Linked DNA regions of Homo sapiens: region 2 is linked to region 1. Evidence: chromatin loops called from intact Hi-C (ENCODE). Cell type or tissue: heart left ventricle. All regions are shown on one strand. Region 1 overlaps SFMBT2 (Scm like with four mbt domains 2). Region 2 has its middle 6.4 kb from the start of SFMBT2.

Region 1 (2,500 bases):
ATCATGAAGGCTTAGATGTGGGCCCTGAGGTCCCACCCCAAGCTCCGATACATTCCCTTAACCCCAGAGCTGTTCTTAGGAAAGGGGGATGCTTGTTCTCTCTTTCAGCCAATCCTGCTCCGATGCCAATCTTTTCCTACGGTCCTTCTTCCTCTTTTACTTTTAGGGCAGAGTATCTCTCTTTTTCCAAACCTTCGTTTTCTCTGAACCCCTTTTATTCCTGCCTTTTTATATTTCAAGGAGTTTTGTCTCTGATAAGATTAAAGACTCCTCTAAAGTCATCTCTTCCATATGGCTATTTTGTTTTTGTTTTTGTTTTTTAATGTATAAAGGAATGTTTTTCCCCATGTTAGGGATGCTCTATTATTGTTGTCCTTCTATTTCTTTGTTGGTAAGATCTGTTTGTACCTCTTGTTTCAACTTCTTCCCATGCAGGGCTGCAGACTCCTGTTCCAGAGGTCATTGTTGATGTGGAATCCATGGACATCTTCCCAGTGGGCTGGTGTGAAGCCAATTCTTATCCTTTGACTGCACCACACAAAACAGTCTGTAAGTGGTTCCCAGTTGAGGGGGGGTGGATGACACCAGTGATCTTTGTGAATAAATTGGCAGCTTCATAAAGAAATTATAACCAAGTTCTAAAGAACAAATAAGATTTTTGATTTTCCACCAAGAACCCATGTTTTCATGATCTCGCTTAATCTTTAAGTGTTTGCATGAGATGATGTCACAGGTTGACAAACTTTAACAGTGAGGGACAGTTGAAAGTCACAGAGAGGCAGAGGAAAAATATCTGAAATCATCACTCTCAGTTTTTTATACAATTCATTGTTTTGATGTGAAAAAATATGTTAGATACTATATTATTGTGTTACCATTTCTTTAAAAGAACTGATTTTTCTCATGTAGCTTCTCCTAACAGAATCTTAATTGGTTCCAATAATATACTGACATTCTTATAAACACTTAACCAGGCTAGGCACAGTGCCTCATTCCTATAATCTCAGTACTTTGGGAGGCCAAGGCAGGAGAATGCTTGAGCCCAGGATTTTGAGACCAGCCTGGGCAACATAGTGAGATACTGTATATACGTAAAAAAAGAAGTACATATATAAGTAAATTAGTCAAGCAGAGTGACACGTGTCTCCAGCTACTCTGGAGGCTGAGGTGGGAGGATTGCCTGAGCCCGGGAGGTCAACGCTGCAATGAGCCAAGATGGCAACCAAGCACCAGTAGACTCCAGCGTGGGTGACAGGGTGAGACTCTGTCTCAAAAAATAAATAAAATAAACAGCCTACTCTTAGCACTAACTAATCACTGATATTTCAACTGTACTTTATAAAGTATATTACCACACGTCCCTTTGGTTACAGAAATACCAAATAACCAATATTAACAGTTAACCCAGCAGTAAACGCCCATTCATACATGTGTGCACACACGCACATGCACATTTAAATACATGCAAAAAAAAAATTTTTTTTTTTTTAAAGATGGAGTTTCGCTCTTGTTGCCCAGGCTGGAGTGCAATGGCGCTATCTCGGCTCTCTGCAACCTCCACCTCCCGGGTTCAAGAGATTCTCCTGCCTCAGCCTCCTGAGTAGCTGAGATAACAGGCGTGCGCCACCATGCCCAGCTAATTTTATATTTTTGGTAGAGATGGGGTTTCACCATGTTGGTCAGGCTTGTCTCGAACTTCTGACCTCAAGTGATCCGCCTGCCTTGGCCTCCCAAAGTGCTGGAATTACACTTTGGCCACGCCTGGCTAATAGTGTGTTTTAACATATTTTTGTAGGTTATTGTCACAAAATGGTACCATTTAAAAATCTTCTAACCTAATAAATCATTGCGTTTATTATTCTACCCTAATGCATATCAGAAGTGTTATTTAAAATGATGAGTCCTTAGAGATAACAGGTTTTAACTGTTAAAGAGATTCCGTCTCTGACATTTTCTTGATGGAATTTAGGCACCAACTTTACTTCTTCCTAACAGCCTGTTCTGTGGCCACTTCTGTAGACTCTCACAACGTTGCTGGAAACACAGTTCCATTGCATAGCTGACTTCACATTCCCTGATGGCGACAGAGTTTCAGGGCTCCTCTAGTTAGCATTATTAAGAGCACCAGAGGACATTATGTGTGTGAAACAAGCAGGTAGTTCAGATTAGAGACAGCTGGATTCTATGGGATTCTCCTTTTCCTAAACCATCCTGCCCAATGGATCTGATTCAGTTGGAGTAATCGTTTCCCCTTACTTAAAAATATTTCTAAAACATTGAGTGTACAATAATTATTTTAATCCCAGGGACATTCTTTTCCCCTGTCTCTTAAAATGATGCAGATTCTGGCCAGGCGTGGTGGCTCACGTCTATAATCTCAGCACTTTGGGAGGCCGAGGCGGGTGGATCACCTGAGGTCATGAGCTCGAGACCAGCCCGGCCAGCATGGCACAACCCCATCTCTACTAAAAATACAAAAAATTAACCAGGCATGGTGGTG
Region 2 (2,500 bases), 210 kb before region 1:
GCTTCACACACACACACATGCTCTCTCTTTCTCTTTCGCTCTGTCTCTATTGCCACCATATAAGACATGCCTCTTCCCCTTCGGCTGTGATTGTAAGTTTCCTGAGGCCTCCCCAGCCCTGCGGAACTGTGAGTCAATTAAGCCTCTTTCCTTTATAAATCAATTACCCAGTCTCGGGTATGTCTTTATAACAGTGTGAAAACAGACTAATATAGATAATGTAGAGGGGAGTTGGGCATGAGAGAGATGGCAGACCAGGTGACCTTTGTGGCTCATTCAACCTAAGAATCTAATTAAATTCAGGGAAACTGGGTTTGATCCCTTGGAGAACGCTTGGATTTGCTGTATGTGTTTGAACTGACCACTCTGTGTTTTCTCCCATCTGGGAATACTGGCACTTCTTGCTTAAGTTAGAAGTTACAAGTTAATAGCTTATGCCTGTGGTGTTAAATATCATCAAACTTTTGTATAATTTATTCTTTCTTTCCAATGGAGCCAAGACAATATCAAGATCTTTGTACTTACTTTTCCTGCTGTCTGGAGCTCTCTGTTCAAATGCCACTTCCCTGACCCACTTTCATAAAAAACGTCATCCTCCCCCAACACCATACTTGTCATTGTCACTTCCTGTACCTCCCCCTGCTTTTACTCTTTTCCATGGCACTGACATCCACATGACATATTAGATATTCATTTCTTTGGTGTTGATCTGTCCTTGATGAACTATAAGTGTCATGGAACAGGGCTTCATCTGTCTTGTTCACTGTATTTCAGATCCTACAACAGTGCCTGGCACACATCTGGTCCTCAGTAAATATTTGTTGAATGAGAAAAATGTAAGCAGAGATTGGTTTTTATTTTTCATTAATCTTCCTCTATATCTAATTTATGTAAGTTTCTCTTCAAAAAATTGATTGAAAAATCTTTTGAGTTTCCCCCATCCCCAAGGTATGAAATTAAAATGAAAATCTTCAAGAATTCAGCAACGATATCCATTTCAGAGGCACTTACAAGGGTTAAAAAAAATCAATCTTTAAAGGGATAAGAAAAAAACCATAGTGCTATATTAAAAACTGGTTTAAGTGACTCATTTTAAGAAAAGGAAGCAATGTTACTTTTCAAAGAAACATGTAAGTACTCTTTATGTCTAACATTCAAAGGATGAATGATTTGATAAGAATACAATTCAGCTTATTTGTAGCTAGGGCTTCTAAGCCATCATCTATAATCAAATATAGTAAGAACCAAATTCTTCCCTTACTACTGATATCTGTATTCTTCAACGTTCTTTATTTAAAAAAATAAAATAAACAACAACAAAAAACTATCTAAAAAATCTAAAAGCAAGTCAATGTCTGTTTCCAGTAGATGGCACTGCAAATCAAGTCTTTGTAGATCTACTAACTATCACTTCTTTGATCATGATAATAATGATTTATTCTGTACTAAGATCATCTAAAGCAGCTTACACAGTGAAAACAAATAGGATGGCGATGCTGAAGCTACATGAAAGCTGAGATAGTCCAGCTCCCTAATACTGGTATCTCTCCTCTTGTATACCATAGCCGGGCACTTATTAAGGTAGTGGGTGAATGTAACAAATTGTCCACTGTGCTTATTCATGGAAGTGCTTTTTCATGTGGGATTTTTGGTCGCTTGTTTTAGTTTGTTTAGTCTATTTTGCAGTATAAATTCAATGGGACTCTTGATGCTTTTACATGGTGTCAAATTCAACCTCATTCAGGCCAGTTATCATTCACAGAGGAAATACTGCTCTAGGGTCACAGACCCACATCTCTGACCTGCACTGTGTTTATGGTTGTTTGTTGAGGCATGATCTTGCTCTGTCACCCAGGCTGGAGTGCAGTGGCATGATCATAGTTCACTGCAGTCTCTACTGCCTGGGCTCAGGCAATCCTCTTGCCTCAGCCTCCCGAAGAGTTGGGGCTACAGGTGCATGCCACCATGCCCAGCTAATTTTTATTTTTTGTAGAGACAGGGTCTGGATATGTTGTTCAGGCTGGTCTCCACCTCCTGGGCTCAAGTGATCCTCCTGCCTCAATCTCCCAAAGGGCTGGGATTACAGGTGTGAGCTACTGCACCCAGTTGGGGTGTGTGTGTTTTTGCCAATAGATACCCTCAGTCATAAAGGGGTAAAATTAGAAAGTGTAAATGGTTCCAGACAACTCAAGTTCCACAAGAAAAAACCGAGATGCAACCTGTGTTTCAATGACAGTGACAGTGGATGAGGACTCAGCTTTATGTGTAAAGAAATATACATTTAAAACATATTTTCAAACCATTTAAAAGGGATATTACACATAATACAGACTAGGAGTTATGAAATGTTATCATATATGTAAAAAATACCTGGAATAGTGTCTGGAGCAAAGTAGATACTAAATAAATCCTCTGTCTCATTTTTGCTGTCTTTAAAAGGGCCTGAGAGCCAGTCCCTGCTCGGTAACTCTGTCCTTTAAAAGGCCTCTGTCATTTAATC

Evidence for each region. A loop is a pair of places that touch in the nucleus more often than their neighbours do. Peaks named below come from ENCODE experiments on the same cell type or tissue, not always from the same donor. Only the 100,000 strongest peaks of a DNase experiment are listed, where the experiment ranks them.
Region 2: a loop joins it to region 1, with 3 times the contacts of the local background. A loop is called at or near these places in 11 of 110 quality-filtered maps.

What each region holds. Positions count from the first base shown.
Region 1 is chr10:7,203,864-7,206,363 of GRCh38, reverse strand. SFMBT2 (Scm like with four mbt domains 2) reads left to right here. Exons shown (of 21, transcript NM_001387889.1): 12 at 436-549. Among named protein-coding and RNA genes, the nearest start is that of SNORD129, 18 kb to the right of the region's middle. In heart left ventricle, no CTCF peak of the experiment used is centred here; no DNase peak of the experiment used is centred here; H3K27ac peaks cover 1,109 bases.
Region 2 is chr10:7,416,134-7,418,633 of GRCh38, reverse strand. No RefSeq gene overlaps it. Among named protein-coding and RNA genes, the nearest start is that of SFMBT2, 6.4 kb to the right of the region's middle. In heart left ventricle, a CTCF peak has its summit at 1,363 (motif pointing right); no DNase peak of the experiment used is centred here.